Linked DNA regions of Mus musculus: all the other regions are linked to region 2. A link is a loop called in an ENCODE intact Hi-C map of the cell type or tissue named here. Cell type or tissue: heart. All regions are shown on one strand. Region 1 holds the start of Ccn4 (cellular communication network factor 4). Region 2 overlaps Tg (thyroglobulin). Region 3 overlaps Tg (thyroglobulin).

Region 1 (8,000 bases), 150 kb after region 2:
ACTCATGCCCAGCATCCCTTGGCTGCAGCCATTAAAGGGATTAGGAGACCCTCCCAAAAAGGACGGCACCATCCACAGAGGCACTGTGAGTACACGGTGGTAGTATGGTCCAGGGTGCATTGTCCCTTGGGTCCCAAGAAAGGAGGTGGAGTCTGTGCCCAACAGCTCAATCCACCGACTACCACTCAGGGTAACATCCCAGAGCAGCAATGCCACCACCAATGTGCATGCTTAAAAGCCCAGCCAGGGCCTGCATAGATCTGGGCCTCTGACACCTGCACACAGTGTGGGCTCCCAACATGTTCATAGGAAGGATAAATGGCAAACAGGCTGTGAGCAGATCTAATGCAGATGTCAGCCTTGGAGCCTCAGGGTACTTGGTCCTGAGACTGAGTCTGGAATCTAATGTGCATCTGGCCCTGGTCAGCCCAGCCTTGCTGCCTGGTGGAGGAATGCTCTTCTCTGACCCTAGTCTGTGAGCCCTTCCCCCATCTCCTCTTTGGAATTTATTTATTATTTACAGCTGCTCCGGGAGATCTGCCAGGACACCTCCTGCCTGCCCGACTGCCGTGGCAGCCAGTACAGATACCTTTTCTGAGATAAAGTAGAAAGCAGAGCTTTGAAAGAAACAAGGGGACAGGCAAACACAGTCCTTCTGGGACCTGTATATGTGTGGAGGGCTGAGGGAATGGGGCACAGAAATGCCCTAGGTCAGCTTCCCACCATGGGAGTATTACCAGGACAGGGGCCAAAAAGATGGAGAACATTCTGAAGCAGGGGTTAGAGAAGGGGCCTACTGAGCATGTGCTCTGCGTTACTCTCGCCTACAAGTGTAACACACACACACACACACACACACACACACACACACTCACTCCACTTTCTCAGGGCCAGGAGCCACAAGAAGGAAGCCAGAGCACAGAGAACTCATGTGAGTTCTCCAAGGCCACCCAGCTGAAAGTGTCAGGAAGCAGGAATTCAACCCAGTTCTCTTCAGAAAGCCCTGGTCCATGGGAATAGTCACGTGGGAATGATGTCAGGTACGGAGATAGCCAGAGAATGAGTCCTCAGTCCCACATCCTGAGTGACTCCTAAAAGCTAAGAGTCTATCTGGGTCTGCTTTGGGGAATTGAAGGTATTCCCGCGCCTCTCACTAAAGGAGCCAGATGGAGTTAAGACTTGAAAGTCACACATGACAGATATGAGGCAGCTGTCAGGAGCCATATTTTAGGAAGAAGTGGCTGAAGTAGAGATCAAAGAAGGCTATGGCACCTGCCCTCAACATGGGTCAAAGCCCCACTTATACCATGAGAATTTATACTCAGAATTTATGCTGTTTACTCTAAGATGCTTGTTAGACTTCTGTTCTCTGAGCCTCAATTTCCCCAAAGATAGATCGTTTAAGTGTTTGTTTGTTTTTAAAGAACAACTGTTGAGAAGTTGCCAGAGACATGTGCCTGCCAGTCACCCCAGCTGAAGGGTACGTGTCTATGCCTGCTTTCTGCCAAGTGGCCGTAAATGATTCACTGGTCCCAGTATTTGGGGAAACTTCTTTAATGTTACCTGCTAGCATGCTGGCTTTGCCATGTTCCAGCTACAGAACCAATTGAAGAGTTAATGAGCAGAAAAAAACGACAAGCTGTTGAGGTGGTTAGTCTCCTGGTTCCACATCCCTGCCTGGTTTTGCATTTTGCATATATAATTCCCTTAGGTACTCAAACATCAGTTAATATGGATTGGCTCCAAAGAACAAAATATCCAAATAGCTATGACTAAGGCCATGAGTTGCTGATTCATTTCATATTTGGTTCAATAAGAAGATAAACTCCCAGGAACCCAGATCTTTTCATCAGTCTCAGGGGCTTGTTCTTATACCAAAATGGCTGCTTCAGTTCCAGCCATCACATGAATCTCTCTCTCTCTCTCTCTCTCTCTCTCTCTCTCTCTCTCTCTCTACCTCTCTCTCTCTCTCTCTCCCTCCCTCCCCCTCCCCCTCTCCCTCTCCCTCTTCCTCTCCCCCTCGCCCCTCTCTCTCTCAAGAAATGAGGTCCCCAAACAGCCTCAATTCATGTGGATCCCCTAGATCTCTCAGTTACTGGACCACCAACCAGGCAGCATGCACCAGCTGATATGAAGCCCCCAACAAATATAAAGCAGAGGACTGCTGGGTCTGGATTTAATCAGAGAAGATGCAACTAACCCCTCAAGAGACTGGAGGCCCCAGGGAATTTAGAGGTCTGGTGGAGTGGGGGTAGGGGGTGGAGACATCCTCATGGAGATGGGGGGGGGCAGGAAGGAGGTATGGGATGTGTGGTAGTCAGAGGGTGGACCGAGAGGGGAATAAAATGATTTCAGTGGGTACAGCCACTGCAGCTCCAAACAGACAGCATCCCCCAAACAAGCAGCAACACTGAGCTACCAGGAAACACGAGAGGGGAGTGGTTTGTGCACAGAAGGAAAACTTCATACTTGGTAGGGGACAGGCAGCAGTGAGCAGGTGCCATGGAGTCTGGACGAAGAGAAGAACATAGGACAGGCACTGGCTGGCAGTACCTAGGAGATGACCTTCATTGTCCATAATGCCAGGCTGAGAACCACTCTGGTTTTTCTGAGATGCAGGAACAGGAGAGCAAGGGAACAGGGGAATCTGAGACAGGAGACTGAACAGCACCCTTGAGAAGATGCAGAGGCTATAGATCTGGGTCCTCAAAAGATTCCTCCCCATCCCCCAAACCCCCCAACTCCCACCCCCACACACCCCCACCCTGCCATCTCTTTGTTATGCAAACTTGAGATTTCTTTGACTAGGGTCTGGAAAGAACCAAGGCCAGGAGTTCTGTCCTTCCAAGAATAAAAAATATTCAAAGACACTGAAGACAGGCTAATGGACTGAGGATCCCTGGCAGAGCAGCCTGGCTGGGAGAGGAACTGAACCAGTGGGTATGGCCTTGAGGAGCAGGGCAGACCCTGCTGACAGATCGCACCTCCAGGCGTGTCAGTGATAAATTCTTGTCATTTCTGGCTGGAATAAGAACCTTTTTTGCTTGCCTCTGACTCAGAGGTGGGGAGACAGTGAAGAAAGGCTAGCACAGGGAAGAGCTAAGTGAGATGCAAGTCCTCCCACCCCACCCCCATCCCCAGAGCCCTCTCAAAGTCCTCACAATGCCTCTACCTTCCCTACCTCCAGCCCGCACCCTTCTGTTTCCTCCCTCCTGTCCGGAGAGCCTGAGCCCTCCTAGAGCGTGGAGGATGCTGGGTGAGAATTCATTCACCTTACCCTGTGGAGTCTGGGACTTTCCCTTTAAGAGCTGTCAGAGCGGGGAGGCTGGCCAAGCTGGGCTGGAGGTGGGGACAGAGGAAAGAAAAAGAGAGAGGGGGAGAGTAGCAGAAAAAGTTTTTTTAGAGGAAAATGCAGGGCTAGTCTGTTGGCCTGACGTCAGATGTCGCTTTGACAAACGCCCCCGGGGGCTGAGGAAGGCTCTCCGCTGCTCTGATGGGCCAGCCCAGTCCTGGCCCAGCTCCCTGGAGAGGCATCCGCATCCTCTGGGCTGAGCCGTAGCTCCTGTGACGCTGACTTCCAGGCATGAGGTGGCTCCTGCCCTGGACGCTGGCAGCCGTGGCAGTCCTGAGGGTGGGCAACATCCTGGCCACGGTGAGTCCTGCTTAGAAGGGATCAGTGAGGGGACCTGATCCCTTCCTGCCTGGTTCTGAGGCCCGAGGGACTGGGGGGTCAAGACAAGGTGGGTTGGAATAATGAACAGCGGGAGGAGAGAGATTCTTGAGTCTGAAGAAGGTGGTGGAGTGGGGCAGAAGGCGCATCCCTTGAGAGAGACACCCTGTTTCCTATATTCACAGACAATATACAACAAAATAAGGGCCTGGGGATCTGCACCCTGGACTGGCCCTGTGATCTTGGGTGGGTCACTCACGAATTCAAAGCAGCATAAAATGAGGGGTTGCTAAGAACATCCAGAGCCTACCAGTTTAAAAACTCCAGGACTCGGAGCATCTGAGGTCCCCCAAAGAGAGGTGCTAAGAAACCCCAGGACAAGATGTGAAGGAGCACGCCAGCTTTTAGCAAATCTCCACCAAGCAAGCAAGGTTTGGGTTTACCACCATGAGCACCTTGTGACCCTCCATGGTCTGTTCCTGTCCTGCCATTTCCAGAAGGCATCTGGGTCCTGGAGAGAGGGACATCAGTTTGCACCTTCCAGAGACAGGGAAGGAGACACGTGGCAAAGCAGGGAAGCCTGCTGGAGCAAAGCCGGGGGTGGCTGGGCAAGAGGGCAAGCTGCTAGGGGCAGTGAGTGATGTGGGCAGCTGAACAGAAGGGAGGCAGCTTCCAGCAGCAGGGTGAGCTGCTGGGCAGCTGCTGAGTCTGAGGTTGCCACATGAGGGCCAAAGACAAAGGCTGACACTGACACTGAGTTATACCAAGAACTTCTTTGGGGTGCTAACATGCGTATTCCAGGAGACTTGGAGTTACGGTACAGCAATCTGCCTGTGAGCACAGGAACTCAGTCCATTTCCACTGAAGCTCAGAACTAGACATGTCTGGGACTGGGTAACAGGCACCTTGAGGTGTTACGTGGAGACAATGAACATGTGCAATTTGTACCCAAGTCCTCTAGCCTGTGCACGATGCTTGTTCATGATAGCATCTAACCCTACGACAAGAAAGATTACCAGCTCTATTCACAAAGGATGACCAGAAGCAAATGAATGGCCCAGGGTCGGAATGAGCAAGTGGCCTGGGTCACACTGGCATCTCTTGTGGCACACTTTCAGCACTCAGCCGTCCCAACGTTCCCTAAGCCTAGAGTCCAGGAAGTTAAGCAAGCAGGCCTGCCTCTGCCTTGGGACTGGTTGTGACTGGGTACAAGCCTACAGGTGGCTGGGCCTGGGAGGGCAGGGTGTGGATGGAGAATTGGTGACAGGGGAGCCAGCATCAGAGTGAGGGCACAAGAGGGGAAATTCAAGGCGAGTCTTGCACTGGAGCCAGAGTCTTGCACTTGAGCCTGCTGCTGGAACAGCCAGGACTGAGGGATGGTGGGGAACAGAGTCAGGGCTTTTTAGGGGGTCTCAGTAAAGAGACCTGGAGTCCAGAGGGACCTAGCAGCATCAGTAAGGAGTGTGTCCCCAGAAGCTCCCAGACTGCCCACCCTGTACTCTTAGGAGTCTCCCAGCATCTTGTTTTCCAGGATGCCCTCGAAACCCCCATCCACTGACACAGTACCTCTGATGGTACAGAGCTGGGCTGTGCCCAGAAGTCAGAGCCCGGCTTTGTAACCGAATTCCACACATGGCATCCTCCAGAACTAATACAGACAGGGAGTTCAAATCCAGCAAGGGGCAGGGGGGCCCCATGGAAAGAATGATGTGCATTGGCCATACGGAAGGAAAAGTATGTGGGAAGTGAGCACTGCCAAGAAGACTTTGAGGAAGTAGGCTGGGAGGGGAGACGCTGTCTGGTGTGCATGTAGCTAAATGGGCTGTTGGCAAAAAGCAGGAGGCCAGCTGGGGAGGGGGATGTTCAAAGTGGGGGAGGGAGGCAGATTCTGGGCTCAGATGCAAAGCCTGGTACCTATGACAGTGTTGTGGTTGACGCTCTGTGTGAAGAACAGCTTGTTTTATCTCTTTTCTTTTTCTTGGACAAGTGGTGAGGGCCCACCTGCTAAGTGAAAGGGGAGAGTACGTGAGCCATCCCAAGGACAATGTACATGGCAATACCCACCCATGTGTCATGTCTATGCAGAGATAGAATCCTTGCCTGAGAACAACCAACATTCACTGATGCTCAGAGAGGTTAGATAAATTACCCAAGGCCACACAGCTAATGACATTTGAACTTAAGTGGCAGCTTTCTACTACTCTAAATCCTTGTATAGAAACAGGCTGGACCCTAAAAACACTTGCAAGTTGGAGACATCCACCCATGTGTTCAAATGAGAGATAAGAGAGGGACCAGCCAATGTCTTCCAGGATAAATAGGCTAGGATGCAGGGTCTGCCACTATCTTCTCTCTCTAACCATGTGTGTGGGGAGTGGGGGGCTGTTCACACAACTGTATGTATGTGAGGGGGTGGAGAGAAAGCTGGGGGCAGGGTGACTCATTGTTTGGATAGGGAATGCCAACTCATTTTCTATTCCAAGAACCCCTTACAGAATCCCAGGCCTGGACACATGATGAAATCCTCCCTTTAATTGAAAAAGCAAGCATAACCCCACAGACAGCCTCCATGTACCTAGCCATTTCGCAGCTGTGAGTCAGCAGCTCTACCCACCCCACCCCCAGATCAGAGTCTGCAGTGACTTAAGCCCCTGTCTGGCTTAGCCCCACCAGGATGCTTCAGGAAAGCTGCTGAGAGTTAGTCTGCCCCACTAGCCATAGCATTTGTCTAGGGTTGGCAAATAGGAGGGCTGCCCCATACTATTCCTGAAAGACGTGAGCTCCACCTGTGAGCAGCCCTCTGGTCCTTTGGCAAATCCACATACCACACGCCACACGCCACAGGGTTTAGTGACAGTTCTGTCTATGCCAGCTGAGTGGGGAACTACCACCTAGTACAGGAATCAACTCTCAAGGCTGCTGTAGTGTCCCCCTCCCCACCATCTCTCAGGGACTTCAAGGCTATGTCCCCAGTGTGACTCCACTGAGAACAGAGGAGTTAAAGCCACAGCCAGACTACCATAGCCATAGAAGCCACTTAGGATTGGGAAGTGGGGGGGGAGTGACTATGAGGTCTCAGCGTTAGGCTTTGGCATATGAGTTCTTATTGTCATCAAACCATTGATGCCTCACTAGGCAGCCGCAGGAGAATAAGAGGCCCACTCGGTTCTGGCACACAGCTTTACCCTCCATGTTGACCAACACATTTGAACACTGTCCGCTGAGAAGACAAGAGCGTGCTGTGATCCGGACGCTCATTGCCCATTGCAGCTTTTCCAGCATGGGCCACTGGACCTCTGCGCTGCAGCCAATCCCTCGGGCACGCTGAGTGGTGCCTTGGACTGCAGGCATCAGTGGAGAGAGTCCAGGGCAGTAGACTCTTTCATTCCTACCCTAACTCCCATTGATGGGATATGCTTAGACTGTGTTTTGGGTTTAACAAGACATATGAGTGAAGTCCATTTCACCTGCTTCTGATTCCTTTTGCTATAGCTACTAGAAAATTCCATCTGTGGCTGGCAAATGGACACAAAGGTATTGGATTCAGTGAGAGGAGGGCATTTTGGAGGGTTCTGAGCCAGGCTTACAAGGCAAATATCTTGAGGGGAAAGTGTCCCTGGTGCACCATTTAAAAGGACAAGCATGAGATTCTGGGGATGGGGAGTCCCTGGAGGGGAAGGGTAGAGAGAGAACACACGAGGCCTGCAGAAGCAAGCCCATTCTCCATCCCAGCAACAATGCTAGATCCCAAGCTAGTGGAGGCCAGGATTCAGTCAGGCCTCCAACCCAGGAGTGCAGGCACTAGGGGAACTGGACTCAGTACTATGTGTGTGCAGAGCACGACGGTGAGGCATCTGCTCGACTATGTGCAGTGCAGGGTATCTTCTAAAGCCTGTTATCCAGGACTCCAGCCTTGAGAGGGAGGTTGGTGAGCATCCTAGGAGACTGTGAAAGAGAAAGGAAAACGGGCGAGGTGATGCTGCTACTGTTAAGGGAGATGATGATGATGATGGTGGTACTACTGCTGCTGCTACTGCTGCTGCTGTTGTTGCTGCTGCTGATGACAATAGTGGTAATGAAAGAATGGTGACGATAGAAATGGTGGTGATAATGGTATTTATGATGATTGTGACACACATGGTGGTGACAATAGAAATAGTAGAGATGATAGTGATGATGATGGTGATTTTTAAAACAATGCATGAGATAAGGTATTCTCTGCTCTAGTGCTGACATCCTGATTCCTCAGCCCCCTCCCCCTTCCCTCCCTGCCCCCTTCTCTACCTTCTTCTCCACTTTCTCCTCTTCTTTCTAGTCTTTCCCACTGAAA
Region 2 (8,000 bases):
CATCATGTTGCTGGCAACTGAGTGCTATTTCTGAGAATGGATCTCAAAAGATGGCACGAGTTTCTTTGTCTTGAGATCCAGCTGGATTCCGCCTTATTAAGGGAGGGTATAGAAGCTAGATGTCATCATGCTGAGATGACGGAATAGAAACCAGATAGTTTTGTTGGATATCACCATGCTGATCTTGGTACTGGGACGGGAACTGGTGGGACAGAACTAATGATAAACTACAAAAACCTATAGTCCAGGCTGGAGATTAACGGTGGGCTTTTAAAAGAAGGGGGAAGCAATAGGTGGGCAGGTAGGTAACTGGGTAGGGATCTAGGGAAGAGAAAGTCAGGGAGATGACTTAACATTTTCTGGGCAGAGATTCACTGGAAAAATTACCAAGCAGACACAAGGTTCAACACTGGGATATGACTTGGATTTAGGAGAGAAGAGCACAAATGAGGTAGGATCCTCATACCAGAAAGGAGCGAGAGGTTAAGCAAGCTCTCAGGAGTTAGGGGTGATTGATAAATCAAGGCGTAGGAGTAAGGTAGGGGAATATTCAGAACTGGGAACCAGAACAATGGCTAAACGTGCTAGAGCCCTTCTGCCATGAAGCTGCAGGCCGGATCTTGCAGCTATACTAGTTGGATGAACAAGGATGGTCCTGGAGAGGGACTGACTGAGGGAGTAAATTATTGTAGGACCTGAAGATAATGTTCCTGAGAAAAGAGTGAAAATTTAGAATGTTAGCCACATCTTATGTGCTTATGAAGAAATCTGATTCCTTAAGTTCGAGTGATTCCATTCCTTCTGCACAGCAGGATCTGGACGCCCACAGGAAGCCTCACTTATGCCTTCTCACTGCAGGTTCTTTGAGTGTGAGCGGCTCTGTGACAGGGACCCTTGCTGCACTGGCTTTGGTTTTCTAAATGTCTCCCAGCTGCAAGGTAAGACTAATGAAGGAGGCAGTCCCCAATCCCAGGCATGCACCTCAGTCTAGAAACACTCATGTTTATGATCCTATATGGACCTTAGCATCTCCTCATGACAAGGAGAATGTGAGCCTCATATGCAGAAAGGAACCCGACTGGGGGAAGCAAGTGGTTCATTATTATGAAATTAACACTGTGGCTGACCTGGTCTATCTGCCCACTTCATATACAACAGGTCTGTCTGATCCCAAGGACTGTTCCTCCTTGTTTTTATACTTTATTTATATATCTTCTACTGTATTTTCAGAGCTGTCCAGGCAGCATGGTTGGCTGAACTTTAGATACATCACATGATCCATATTGAACACTCACTCAGTCACTTACTAATGGTGTGATTCTGGACAATTCACTTATAATCTAACCAGGCCTTAGTTAGCATCTTCACCTGTAAACCAGGTCCAGTGAAATGATACTTACAAATACAGATCACCTCTTCTATGCATGATCAACAGGTATTCTGTTAGGAGCAGCTACTTCCTTTTCTGGACTCATAGGCTTATAAATAGTGGATCTGGGGCTGTTGGGATGGTCAAGTCCCCACCTAGAATATAGTACAGAAGTCCCAGCATCTGTTGAGCAATGGCTTACAGAATTCTTCCCACTTAGTTCATATTTCTCACTGCCCCACCTTTTTGGACTCCTGTGTTCTCCCTCCAGGAGGAGAGGTGACCTGTCTGACTCTGAACAGCATGGGGATTCAAACATGCAATGAGGAGAGTGGAGCAACCTGGCGCATTTTGGACTGTGGCTCTGAGGACACAGAAGTCCACACCTATCCCTTTGGGTGGTACCAGAAGCCTGGTGAGGAACCTGCTACTGGCACATGTGTCTGCTGTTGACCATATCCCAAGCCTGCACTAGGATGATGTCTTAGGATCAGGAAGAAGATTAGTCAGAATTCCCTGGAGACCAATGATAGAAATGGATTCTATTTAATTTAAGAAGAAAAGACATGCCTTGGAGACTGCTCATTAACTTAAAGGAAAAAAAACTTAAAGGAAAGATTACCAATTAGATCTCAGGAAAGATGGAACAATATCAGGTTCACAGGTATAGTTAGCTAGGGTACATAGCAGCTTCTTCAATTTGCTACTTGCACTTGCTTTAGAGGGGCTGCTCATGGTATACTTTAGAAGCCTTTTATTCAGGATCAAATTGCCCAGCATAGTCTAGAAATACCCCACTGCTGGAGGGAGAAAGCAATAGCATTAGTGGAGGCCTCAGAAAATACAGAAGTATTAGGAGAAAGAAAGCTTAACCTCCTTAGGTCCTGTTGCTGGACAAACAGCAAAGTCAACAGTTGTCCACTCTGATCCCTTGGTCTCCCTGCTGTGCCAATTTTTACCGTCAGCCGGAATGATGTTCTATATGCAGTGTCAGGGAAGGAAGGGAACAGCCTGCGTAGGTTTTTAAGCATTTAAGTTAGGATTTCAGGAAAGGACAGCCTGTATGGGTCATGAAGGCAAATGGCTGCATTATCTAAGACTCATTTCCAGGTCTGTTTTAGGAGAACAATCTGAAATCAATGAAGAAAGGAGTGGATATTTCTGTATGTGCTTAGATAAAACTATACTCAGAATCTTCCCTCTATAGGACAGGCTGGTCTTTGTAAGACTCATAGTACCCCTTAGCTTCTGTCAGTAGGACAAGTGACTGAGGCTCACTGGTCCCATACACTTAGATACTGGGTGTCTATGGTATTAGTATAGACAATTGCATGGAAACTAGAAGAGACTAGCCATCAGATTGTGTCTCAGGAGCAAACTCATGAAGATGTCTTAGAGACAAAAGTATTGTCTCAGGAAGTAACAGAGAAGCAGAGCAGAGGATCGATCAGTGTCTCCAACCTGACACATAGGTCACTTCCTTCTCAATTCATTTTCTGAGCGAATCTGGAGAGTACTGGACGTTCTTGACACTTCCCTAGAAACTAGGGTTATGTAATTATTGCTGCAACTGAAGTCTTAGAGAAGTAGAACTTTGGTCTCCATATTCTTCATACTGGAAAACCACCATTTCCCTACCTAGTTTGGGCAATGAGAGAAAACAGACATTCTTCCTGTGCCTGTTGTGTATCAGAAACATGCTAGGTCTACGTGAGCCTTGATATTTAGCATTATGGGAGCTCAGTGGAGTAACTTACAAGCAACTGATTTATCAACTAGAAAAGGTTAACATGATAGCAGACCAGCTGCTCCTGGTGTGGTCTTTTTGTCCAAGCCATGTTGAAACTAAAGGGTACAGTTTGGATTTCTAGGGCAGAGATCCCTTAGCCTTGCTATGTACCTAAATGTTCTTCAGCTTTGAGGCAGTTAGTATGGGCATGATTACTTCCAGACTAATCCCTTGATCTGTCATGATTGGAGGTTGCTCTGTTGGGTTTTTCTTTTCTTTCAACAGCTTGAATTGTTTTAAGAAGAAAAAAAAAGGGAGTTGTATAATGAAACTGCCACTGTGGACTTATATTTCCATACAGAGAAATCTCTAGGGCTAGAGACATACAGAGATATCTTGAGGGCAAGGGAGGAGAGGAGCATGCTTGCCTAATACATTAGTTCTATATGACTCCATGGACAGCTTCAAGACTTAAGCTACCTCAGAGCTAGGCTCACCTCAGGTCATTCTCGTCTATCCTCTCACCTTTTCACCCTGCCAGCATCTGGAAAATGCCACTTTCCATTTTCATTTGACTATGGAAGAGCTGGACAGAAAAAAAAAAACTTAAGCAGTAATTTATTTGTTCAGAATGTGATGGAAGTCACGCCAAGCTATTTCAACACCCTGACAGGCTGGCAAGGATAAGAACCCAAGGTACTCCTGGTTCCAACAGGTTCCAGCTGCTCGGGTCCTTTTCATCTGACAACCTGGAGTGCTAGTGTCTTCCAACACATATTCTGTGCCTCAGGGTAGGGACTCAAGAGTCCTGACCAGAAGCCACGTGGCAGACAATGAAAAGCCTTATCAGTACTGTCACTCAACAGTAAGGACTGCCATGTAAAGAACACTGTGCTGTAACAGCCTGGCCTCTGTTCATGAGGCTTTCATGCTGGAGGCCAGCACTTTGGGAGCACTATCGCATTAAATCCTCGTTCCCCTGTCAGTAGAAGCAAGAGAGGCAGGAGGCTCAAGGGTGCATAGAAAATGGGTGATAGACCTGGAACCTAGTTAATTTTACCTCTTAAGTTGCTATGTCACATGGCAGAGTGAGAGTGATCCTGCTTTCCTGACCTCCAGGAACTCTCAGTCTTAAAGCAAGCGACAGGTGCTGAGGAGATAAACACTTGTTGCTGGCATTCTCACCTTTGGGCTGGACCCTTCCGAAGTTCACTGGGTGTTTGTACTGACGTGCAGTGCTGGTCATTGAGGAACGGGAGAAGAGCAGAATGTTGCTGTTTTTCATAGGCGTATCCTAGAGAGGCCAGAGTGAGCATGTGTGAATAACTACAACATAGCAGGCACAGCCTACAGGAAGTCTGATTGCCAGAAGTATTGACAAAAAAGAAAGAAATGACGCGCTTTTCTAGTCTTTGTCTTTGTATCAACTAATCTGTACAAGGCTAAGGAAGGTGCCACACACATGGGCAACTCTGAGCCTTGACCTTGAAGGGTGGGTCTCTCCTAACAGCCTTCCCTTAGTCAGTTCTTGGACAAGAGACATACTTTCAACTGAGGAACTCTGATAGGTAAAAGCTGTAGGGGACTGGACCTGCTATAATCACAAAGAAAAATAGCTCTTCCTAAACACTGGCTGTCTGCAGACACGATTCTGGGTGTGCATATGGTATCAGGACAGTCTCTGTGGAAAAAATTCCTTTCCTGTCCCCCATGGAAGACATGCACTCCCTGGCCAGAGAATTAAATCACAGCAATGTCACTGGTGTTGCCAAGTCCAGTCCTCTGGATGGAGAGGTAGCAGACTATAAAAGGGAAGGAAGAACTGCTCTTTCACAGGGATCATGCCAAAGAGACTTCAGCAAAAAGTGAGCCTGAGATAAAAGGTAGAAGGCAGAAGATCAGAGAGTTGAGACTCTCCTCCCTACCTCACAGCTTCAGCAAAGAGGGCTGCACACCAGCCATTGCATCCTGACTTCTTTATCCTCACTGTTCTCACAGAGGATGAAACAAAGCTGAGTCCTCCCATGTCCAGGAAAAAAAAATACTGGAAAAACAGAAGCATCAAAGCAGATTCCCACAGATCCTGTGGTAATGGGCTTGCTGATGCTGCTGTCCTCAATTTCATGCAATGTCTGGTGTTTCTTAGCACAGAAATACAGAAGTTCTGGCCAACTTTATGAATGCAAGTGAGTTGTTTGTAGTCCTCCCCAACAGCAGTACCTAGAAAAGAAATCTTGGTGTCTAGAAGACCAGGTGTATGTGTGCAGAACACAGGGGTTACTCAGGTCCATATATCATAAACTCAGGCCTTCCTGCATAGGTAGAAACAGGCCCTGATAGCCCCTGCATCTTAAAGAAGATTGCTTCCCCCACCGCATTCGTATGTGCACGACATGGGCTTCAGTGAGGCCTCACTTGGCTTTGTTCACTAAGTCAAATGTGTCTTCTTGAAATGACAATCACAGCTCTGGGTCCTTTTATCTTCTAGGCAAGGTCCCTTAAAAACTGTTGAAGTTACAGACACAAAAGAGACATTAGTAAGGGATTGTCGATTTCTTCTAGTTTCCTTGAGATCCACACAGATGGCACCACATTCACAGAGCAGTTAGTATATCCTCCCTCCTCCTTCCCCTCATACCAACACTCTCACACTTCCCAGGCACTATGTGTTCCTATCGTTGGCTAGCAGCCAGGATTCCCTCACTGTAGTGCCTTCTTTCTACTCACAAGCCAGTGAGGTAAGGCTTATTCTATTTCTTATGCCCAGACAAGATGAGATTGGAGCTTTTTTCTCCAGCACTTCTGACACAAAATGTGTAGTCCCATCTGCAACCAAGATCCCAATTCTCTAGACATAAGTTGGGTGTTTACTGATTCTTTCAGTTCTGATGCAAAATACCTGAAGTTTAAGTCAGAACTAAGAACCTGTGCAAAGGGTAGAATCTTACAAGCTTCCCCACTACCTGCTAACTGTGAGCTCATGGCCTTCTGTCCTTCCAAGCAACTGACTGTAAGTTAAGAATTTCCATTTCTCCTTGGGTTGTTCAATAGCTTGCCAGAATAATTCAAGGAATACAGAGAAACCATTAGCTACTATTCATAGTTTATTAGGATAGATTCAACTGGGACTGGGCTAGGGTGTAGCTCAGAAGTAGAGTGCTTTTCTGGCATATGTAAGCCTTGGGTTCCATCTCTACCAAGGCAAGCAAACAAAAACCAACTCCTTACAATTCAATAGCCATTTGGAAGACAATGTGGAAAGTGGGGTAGACGGTTCCCGGGCCTATCCTGGCTATGTGCTCACTCACTGTGGACTTTTGCAAACCCAGCAGCTGAGGAGCTCTGTGTCAGAAAATAGAATGAGGTCCTGATCTTACTACATGCCAGTGTCATAAATGTTTGCTATATCACCTGAGGTCAATCCTCAGACTGACCATGGTGTGTTTCATGCCACTAGATTACAGCCGCAGGGAGATCTACGAAGCAGTGTATACAAATGGGTGCTGGGAGCTTTGTCTGAGTCACCTGTCCTCAGTTCATGTTTCAGTTGTCCCTAGATTTTCATTAGAAACACACACAATACAAACAGAGCTCTCTGTGGATTTCAACATAGATTTCTTGAACAGTGTACCCAGATAACAGGAAGTACACATTTAGATAAACACCCTCAGCAGATGGCCAGACTGTTCCCTAATGACTCTGCTCTTGGGTTCCCTATTCTGGGAAGGGACAACAAAACAGGGTGTGGCTGGAGTCTAGATACAGGCCTGCTACAAAGGAGTGTAGGGGGGAAGTTGTTAGCAATTATGGACATTCTGTGTGATGCTTTCAGTATGGGGGTGTGTAACCTCAGCTCAGATGTCGGTATCAGGAAACCTATTGGGAATATCAACTCTCAGGCCAATCCCTGGCCCCTGAAGTTGGACCCTTGGAAGATGGGTCTCAGCACAGTATTACCTGTTGTTACCAACCCCTGAGGCAGATTTAATGTCAGCTGAAATTTGGCAGTTGATGTCTTTAAATGATAGCAAGAGGCGCCTCCATGAAAGTGAAATGAAGGGAGGGAAGAGACTGTGGCTGAAGCTCTGGAGCCTTGAGAGGCCAGGGCTCTTAGTTCAGTTTATGTGGTTACCACAGAGCAGGGTGACTTATTTTTTTTTTATTCTTTACTTTTGTTATAATTTATTTTATTTTATTTTTTATGGATGAATTAATTTATTTTTAATTAGGTATTTTCTTCATTTACATTTCAAATGCTATCCCAAAAGTCCTCCATACTCCCCCCACTCCCCTACCCACCCACTCCTACTTCTTGGCCCTGGCATTCCCCTGTACTGAGGCATATAAAGTTTGCAAGACCAAGGGGCCTCTCTTTCCAATGATGGCCAACTATGCCATCTTCTGATACATATGCAGCTAGAGACACGAGCTCCGGGGGGTACTGGTTAGTTCATATTGTTGCTGCAGGGCTACTTATAAGGAAATACCTCTCACAGTTTTGGCAGTAGACAAGCCAGTTAATGCCAACATGCTGGCATCTGGAGAGGGCCTTCTCCAATTGTAACAGGGTAGAGGCAATGCATGGTAAGGAACAAGGTGAGAAGAAAAGCAACAGTGGAGATGGCAGCTTTTCAAACAGGACTCTTCCCAGGATCAGATCTAGAAGCTACACAGACCTCCACAACCCCTCATCCTCACCACGCTATTTATCTAGTCATGAAGATGGGAGCCCACAGCCCTGACCACCATTTAAAACTTCCACCTATGGATGGCCATAGAGGCAAATGAACTTCCACAAGAGTTTTGAAGGAAGCATTCAAGTCATGGCATGGTGTTTTGCACACCAGACAAAAGGGAGTAAGATAAGAGATAGAAATATGGGGAAGCCATGCAGAACTTTTG
Region 3 (8,000 bases), 81 kb after region 2:
AAACAAAGAAAATGTATGTCTTCTACAAAGCTACCCATAAGTGACATGAAGCTAGGCCTTCCTAGAAATGTATTAAAAACTGAAGAGTGACAGGAAGTGTTGAACCATAGTTTACCCTCTCCCCTGCCAGCTGTGGACCCAGCTGTCCCCTTCTCCCCATAGTCTCAGGGACCACTGGATGGCTGGTCTCAGGAATGAATGATAGGGACAAGCAAGTCCTCTTTACGATGGGGTGCCGACCCCACCTCAGCAATCATTAAGGTGGCATTTTTCAAGGGTGATACCTTGGTCTGGCAAGTTAGTAATTTTTAACTGCCATGCACTTAAATGGATTCTGACAGTCAGAAAGCAATGGAGTCAATTAAACATGACATATTTAACAGATGGCAAAAGGTGTTTTGTCAAGACTTTGAGACATAGAGAAAATGAGATAGGTGCAAATCCGTTCCAGAGGGGCAAAGCCCACACCAATCATGTCTATTTCCAAACAAAAGGAATGTCCAGGAAGGGGTCACTGGGGTCCTTGAGGTTTTTGTTGGAGACTGTCCCCTCACCCAGACCTTGCTCCTATGGGTTTTTGTTCCATCTCACTACTTGTTTCCCTGTGGAGTGGCCATCAATGGCCTTAGCCATACCATTTACTTGTGGCTTTATTCATGTGACATGTGCAAATGTCTGCTGTCCTATGGTAAGAATCAGTCATACTGTAGGGTAGAATCAGCTTTTAAAATATGTCCTAAATGCCTCTCTAATTGCAACTGCAATGACAGTTCATGAAGACAATGACACTGTTGAAATTATAAGGAGATGGTAAACTCTACAACTGGCCCTTTATAAGTGGTGGGAGCAGGGAGCTTTAGGAATTGACAAAGTTTAAATATCTATGTAATCTTGGGGTGTGGGCAGGTAATAGGGTGAAGAGTTGGAACAGACTGCCTATGAATCTCACCTGGATCCTGTCATTCATTGGAGCACTGCGTTGTCATGGAAAAGCACACTGGAATCAGAATACTTGGATCTCAGTCTCTTCTACTGGGTACCAGGAAGCTATTAAACATCTTTAATGTTCTTTCTGAATCTATGGAAATTTTACACACATATGCACACACAAACACACACATGCATACACACACACACACACACACACACAGAGTTGTTCTTCTTCTTTTTCTTTCCTTTACAATTTACCAAATTGCTGGGTGCTGATTTGTCTCACCTGGAAAAGCCTGCCCTTATCAATTTCTTATCTCTGTCTCTCCACCTGCCCTAAATTTCGTGGCTAGTCCCAACTAGCCCCTGTGAAACATCTCTAGCTGCCCTCCTGTAGTAGTGGCCACAGGCCCCAGCTCCTCTCGAGATCTCACATAGTTGCTGTGTTCTTCCTCCAAAGCATGGAAGAAAAACCCCTCTCCTTCCTTGCATCTTCCCTTTCCTCCTGGGACCAGAAAGTCCTAAGGAGGATCTGGGGTCTTTAGAAGAGGTTCTATAGCTAATGGAACTGAGCAGAGTACAGAGAGGTTGTAAACCATTGCCAAGAGACTTCACAGGACAGTGTTCTGTCCTTGTGTCCTTCCCAGTCTGCAGTCATGAATCTTCTTTACAGAGCCCCATGTAAGTCTGGCCTCCATCATTCACTCCTGATTGACACAGGGGAAGAAAGATCTCATATCATCTCCCCGCTCTCTGACAACCCCTGCAAGCCTCTTCCTTATTGGCTGCCACCTGTCAGCCATTCATAATGAGAATAAGAATTCATGAAGCTCTGTGCTAAGATGGGGCTGTTGTTAGTGGGAGGTGGTAGATCATGGGGGAAGCTAAAGGATTTATAACTTGGGCTGTTATTACAAGTCTCCAGATCTCACACACCTTGCCTCCTCCTTCTAAACTGTGTTCTCCCAATCTGAAAAGTGGGTAGGAGTTGCTAATATATAGAGGGTTGTTGTAGGGATCACAGAATAAGAATGTACATAAATTAATGCCCCAGCTCTTAAGAGGCCCCTTATAAAGGCTGAATGCCGTTCACTTTCCACGTGAATATGTGCATATGTACGCACACACATGTACATGTACACTTAGTCTCCTTCAGTTTCTACTTACAAAAGTGCCCTTGGTTTTGGCTTGTATCAGCTACCACTCTGTTCCACAGTAAATCGGTACCATCTGACAGGCAAAGGACACTGAGCAATAGCAAGCCACACCTTAATGCTACCCACCCAAGTTCCATAGCCTAAGTAAAACCAAGAACACTGATTCCAAAGAAGAAGAAAAGAGAAGTGGTCTATATGACTTTGTAGATTCTAGTTTCAAGATGGAAGTTACATTAACTATTGTCAGTACTCATGTTAAGATTTTTGCCAAGACTGAAATGCTTCAGACTTCAGTATGACTCATGGTCCCAGGGATCAAGCAAAGGGATGCCTCTTGGTTAAAGGCATACAAGAGAATGTTAACATTGGATAGGAACTACTTTTGAAAGTCTCTTTGCTACAGTTTCTAGGTCTGTCCCAGGTTCTTCTTGCCTCTCAGAAGCATGCTCAAATTCCAACGTCCATGGAATTCAGTGGCAGGCTCAGGTTTGAGTGTATTTCCAGGAAAAGAAGGATATGAAGCACTGGACACATTCTCTGGCTCTAATCTCTACTCAGAATCCCTGGACCACCCAGGAGTCTGGGCTGGGTTCCTGCCTCAGATGATCCCTCCAGCTCCTCCAGCTCCTCCAGCTCCTCCAGCTCCTCCAGCTCCTCCACCTCCTCTAGCACTAAGGCTATCAAGCAGAATTCTGCTCTTTGTCCCAGTTCACTTCTGCCCTACTCTATAGGCAATGGATGTTTTACATACGGCTGTAGCCCGTGGTATAAAAATCACTTCACTGCTCTGGCTTCAGTAGCCCACATCCCTGAGGCACTCATATTTGGTCATTGCTCAAAGGTCTGCCATGTGCTCAAGCCATTTCAGTCTGGCCAAAATCCCAGAGGACTTCCTGTAGCTATAGAAGCCTGGCCTGCACCCTAGGGCTCATTTGCTTATGGCAACCCCCTCTCACACGGCTGTCATTGACTTATCTTCTGATCTTACTTCTCAACATCTTCTATGCAGAGTTCTCTCCTCCTCCTAGAAAGCCTACTTATGTCCCCATCCATTCTGTTTGTTGGCTCCCTCCTTTAACACATATATAGCATTTTACAGGGATGCTGGGATCTTTAGACCCCAGGTTTTTCTTCAACATTCCTAACCTATCTGCCATCCTTGACACTCCCCAGGAGTAGTTACCTGCCAGTGCCCCTTTCTGCTCATTTTCTCAAAGTCCTCTCAGCTCCTGCCTCTCTGCAGAATTCTCCAGGCATACAGGAGCCCTGCATCCCCTCCCTGGAGTTCTCAGTGTATAAGAATTCTAGCCTTTGTCCTGGTCCCAATAGCAGAGGGTTATCACTCTGGTGTACAGTCTGTACTTCGAAAAACCTTGGATTTCTTCCACAGCTTGAGGACACAAGACTCTTTACATAAAATCAGACTCAAAACACTTTTAGGTGGATCCTTCTTGAAAAGCAAATGGTGGCTGAATTCACTGGAGACCATAACTCAGTGGGAGCTGTCAGTGCTCCTCAGGGTGTTGCACTGCTGTAGAGTCATATATCTGCTTCCTCCCAGCAGGGAGCTGGATCGCACATTGCATTGTGGGAAAGAAACCAATAGCTAATTCCACTCCTGATGATAATTAGCATTCACATACACTGTGTGCTGATTACAGTATAAGGTTTTTTTTGCATCATTGTCTTGTATCTTCTTTGGAGCAGTTGATCACAGGGTTCCATGCCAAGATGGGAACTGACAAAAATAGCAGACTGCACTGGAACCAAAACCTCAGTCTGTCTGTTTCTAAGACAGGGCCTTCCTACTGGATATTGGCCCTGCTTCTCACAGAGACAGGCAGGGACCAAGGCCACTGACAAGCCTGCTAGTGCATAGTGGGTAGAGTGTGATGCTGCAGGTGGCTGCCCGAGATGTGCCTCATGTTTGGCAGCTGTGAGACGTGGGGTGCACAGCTTCCAACTTCCTGACACCTCTAGAGTGAGGATTCATGGGCGGTTCTGATATGATACACAGAAGTGCTGCCTAACTCTTCTGCTCTTTGTCTCCCTCTGAGCTGAGACTGCCACAACCCATGCAACCTGGTGCTGACTGGTGAGGAGGCGGGTGTGGATTTCCCAGGTGTTCCTTCCCTGAGAAGTTAATACATTACAGCAAGAATGCAAGGAAAGGAGAACTAAGGCACAGGAAGGAAATAGAGCAGGCCTCTTGGGACTCTCTTCCTGCATAAGAATATTGATCCTGAAGTCAAGGCCATCAGGGCACGCGCGCACACACACACACACACACACACACACACACACACTATGTGCCTCTGTTGCCTTGCCAGATAATAATTTCCTCAAGAGCGGTGTGAGAGGGAGTCTTCCTGGGCACACTGAAGCCACGATTTCTGAACGGCCCCATCAGAGTGACAGGGTTGGAATGCTGGTCTGCTCCCTTTCCTCTAAGCTCAGGCTTTTTTCCCGGGCTCTGTCCGAGGACCACCAGCTGTAAGGCCTAACAAGTCCCCCCAAATGAGGACAGCCTACTTAACTGCTGACTTTCCACAAAGAACAAGGTTTCAGAAAGACTGATCACAACAAAAAGAGAGAGGAAAGTTCTCTAAGCTATCTTACAGTGTCAGTGAAACCCACGCCTTTACCCACTTCCTCCGAGTATCAAGAAGCCCAGCTATTTATAGCTAGCAGAGATATTGAAAACATCAGAGGCCCACCCTGAAATCCTCATGTTCTCAGGCGTTCCTGTAGGCTACTGGTTCTCAGTCTGTGGGTCATGACCTTTGGAGTGGGGGAGCAATCAAATGACCCTCTCACAGGGGTTGCCGAAAACATCTGCATAGCAGGTATTTACAGTGCACAACAATGGCAGAATTACAGTTATGAAGTAGCAATGTCAATACTTTTATAGCTGGGGGTTACTAAAGCAAGAGGAGCTGTATTAAGGAGTTGCAGCATTAAGAAAGTTGATAACTTCTGCTGGAGCCACTTACCACCACCCCACCCCCTGCACTTAGCAGCACAGAATGCTATGCCGCACTGTGAAGACCTCGAGTGTGAGTACCATTCTGTTACAGGAACATAGCAAGTGGTTTTTAAAAAAACAGGTGGTCACTTGGTGTTACAGAAATAAATCAAGGGTGTAAAACTCACATTCACGACAAGTCACCCACTATGTCACTCATTACCAATGTCACTACACTCCAGGCCCCGGCTGGATGCAAGTTTGATGTGCACCTCTCTTGATTCTCATGAGGAGCCTAGAGGGTCCTCTCTTGTTTGTAAGTGCAGATGCTTACACAAGTCTGTTTTGTATATCTTGCAGGAGGCACCAGCAGGCTGAATTTAGTATATAAAACACAGTAAAAGACAAAACCCCCTGTCTGCTACCTCACACTATCTTGTGTCTGCAGCCCAGGCTCTCTGGCCTTATCTGTACTGTTCAGAGATGTTGGAAAGGGCTTTGGTCATCAGGCTATATATAGCTACTAGGTTTTCAGCCCTCCTCCTGCTCACCCCCTGTGTACTTTCCTGTTCCTCGGATGGGCTTCCTACTGCTTGCTTGGCCTCAGGCTCTGGTCACAGGTCCCTCTAAAGACTAAAAACCAGACATCAATATGGGATAGGTATAACACTCTCCCATCAGGAGCCTCCCAGGTATGTGTGAGAGTCTGCCTCACTGTGGCTGAGTGCTCAGGCCCCTGATGCGCCTCTTATTAACAACAGGCTTTTCAGAGAAGTTGGCCGCTTCTACTAGAGAAATACTCCCAAGTGTACAGTCCTCACACTCATGCTAAGTAGCCTGCAGAGGTTCAGTGACAGGACTGCTGAGTTCTGGGTGCTCCATGTCTCACTGTATGTCTGACTAGGCACCAGCAACTTCTCTGTACCTTATATACCTCTTTGTAAGCTGAAATGATGGTGTCTTCCAGAGGGCCTCTATGTTCACATTCAACTACAACTTAGAATTAGGAAACCTTGCTACTTGAGCTCTCTGCAGAGGAGGTGGCTGTAGTTTGCATAGTGCTTTACCAGAAGTTTTCCAGTCCGCATTCAGAGCTATATCACCCTTGACCTCATTATACTTCTTTAGCTGAACAGCAAGACCGGCACCCTCTCTTCACAGATAAGGAAACCAAGGTTTGCACTGACCTAGTCAAGTTTACACAAGGATGCTGTTCTGTGTAGGTCAACCCTGACATTCATACATGTAGGATATCAAAGGTTCCCATGTGTTTGCGTATGGAAGAAACTATAGAACTCAGCTAAGACCTGAGGGTCCTAAGCAGCAGCCAAAGCTGTACAGACTGTTAGCCTGACCCCTGCTCTTTCTTTTCCAGGGAGGCTCTGCACTGTCCCCGGCTGCAATTATCAGCCCAGAGAGGGCCCAACAGCAAGCTGCAGCCTTGGCAAAGGAGGTTGGATGCCCTACTTCATCCATCCAGGAAGTGGTATCATGTCTCCGCCAGAAGCCTGCCAACATTCTCAATGATGCTCAGACCAAGGTAGGTGCTGGTGTACAGGTTAGGGAGGGACAATCTCTTGTCTTTACAAATGAAAGGCCCAGGTCTAACCAGATGTGATGATGGTCTCCACCAAGATACACACCCAGTGCATGACCAACTAAAGATAAACTTGTCTCCTGAGTCCTAGTCCTTGCAGGAGCCACAGGCTACAAAGAAACATACAAGGCTGCTGCTGAAAGATATGTTTCTCTGTCATTTGGATGTCTTATGTACAACGTGGAGCCTATAATGGAGACACAGTTGAGAGATGAAATGAAATAGAACTTGAGAAGGGTCACACCCCACTAGGACCATAGAGGCACAAGGTCAGGTCACAGACCCTTAGATCAATAGTGGGGCATCCCTTTCTACCAGTAAAGACCTTGCTCTCAGCTTGCAATTCTGGCTGCCTCTGACATTGGTAGAGGATGCAGAAGCAGGCTTGATCCTCATAACAAATCTGGACCCTACGATATGGACTAAGTCTTGTCCTCATCTGCACCTACATAGGCTACACTGTTTAGTGTCACCTGCCACAGACACTAACTTTAAGCCCTTCCTCTTCTTGCCGTTCTTCCTGGAAACCTCTTGTTGCTTCAGCCAACAGGTTCTGGGAGGGTCTCCTGGGGGTTAAGCATTGCTGAAGGGAGGTTTGTTGCCTAGCCACTGTCACTGTCATGAGATGTCCTGCTTGCCTGCTATCCTGTTCATTGACCCTTGCTTTCCATTAGGGCCCAGCTGGAGTTAGAGCACTGTGAGGCAGAATTATGGGGCTCCAGAGGTAAAGAAGGGCTAAGTTTCATCTTGCACAGTTCCTTTCACAGAGGCCTTCCTAGCCCCTGTCACTGGTCAGAACCATGAGTGCTTTGCTATGGTTGTCAACTTCAGCTGCACACTCAACACTAAGATTGTAGTTTTCTTAAAGGAAACTAAAGCACACGCAAGTAATAGCCTTCTTTCTCACCCTGCAGCTCCTGGCTGTGAGTGGCCCTTTCCACTACTGGGGCCCTGTGGTCGATGGCCAGTACCTCCGTGAACTTCCATCCAGACGGTTGAAGAGGCCTCTGCCAGTGAAGGTGGATCTACTCATAGGAGGGTCCCAGGATGATGGGCTTATCAATAGGGCAAAGGCTGTGAAGGTAGGTAAAGGGAGGCAGGGCGAGGCCTCTGCAGCCTCCTGCTGGATACTGGGTCGGGAACGACTCTTTCCGTGGCTGACAGAGGACTGTGTACCAAGGCTATAGAAGTCTGAAGATAGTCATGGGGGAAGCTGGGGTCAGAACTAGGACAGTTACAAGAGGCGACTAATACAGATATGCTCACAAATTGCAGCTGTGAATCAATCACTGTGAAAAGCTTGGAGTAGAAACTGAACAGGTTTCAGCCGCAAGGACACCTCGCCATAAGC

The links. A loop is a pair of places that touch in the nucleus more often than their neighbours do. Peaks named below come from ENCODE experiments on the same cell type or tissue, not always from the same donor. Only the 100,000 strongest peaks of a DNase experiment are listed, where the experiment ranks them.
Region 1: it touches region 2 in a loop (2.7-fold over the local background); 10 of 42 quality-filtered maps call a loop at or near these places.
Region 3: a loop joins it to region 2, with 2.0 times the contacts of the local background. A loop is called at or near these places in 8 of 42 quality-filtered maps.

Annotation. Positions count from the first base shown.
Region 1 is chr15:66,887,983-66,895,982 of GRCm38, forward strand. It overlaps Ccn4 (cellular communication network factor 4), which reads left to right and starts at 3,387. Exons shown (of 5, transcript NM_018865.3): 1 at 3,387-3,652. The coding sequence starts at 3,584. Gm46514 (a long non-coding RNA gene) reads right to left here and starts at 3,349. Exons shown (of 3, transcript XR_001781648.2): 1 at 3,278-3,349. In heart, no CTCF peak of the experiment used is centred here; DNase peaks (open chromatin) are centred at 3,459 and 5,389; H3K4me3 peaks cover 2,771 bases; H3K27ac peaks cover 5,509 bases.
Region 2 is chr15:66,739,846-66,747,845 of GRCm38, forward strand. It overlaps Tg (thyroglobulin), which reads left to right. Exons shown (of 48, transcript NM_009375.2): 33 at 859-938; 34 at 1,641-1,784. Among named protein-coding and RNA genes, the nearest start is that of Tg, 73 kb to the left of the region's middle. In heart, no CTCF peak of the experiment used is centred here; DNase peaks (open chromatin) are centred at 3,906 and 6,816; H3K27ac peaks cover 4,063 bases; H3K27me3 peaks cover 286 bases.
Region 3 is chr15:66,820,836-66,828,835 of GRCm38, forward strand. It overlaps Tg (thyroglobulin), which reads left to right. Exons shown (of 48, transcript NM_009375.2): 42 at 6,428-6,592; 43 at 7,564-7,731. The region is part of intron 1 of Sla (src-like adaptor); the gene reads right to left. Among named protein-coding and RNA genes, the nearest start is that of Sla, 7.0 kb to the right of the region's middle. RefSeq lists an enhancer at 3,466-6,327. In heart, no CTCF peak of the experiment used is centred here; a DNase peak (open chromatin) is centred at 3,916; H3K4me3 peaks cover 882 bases; H3K27ac peaks cover 5,753 bases.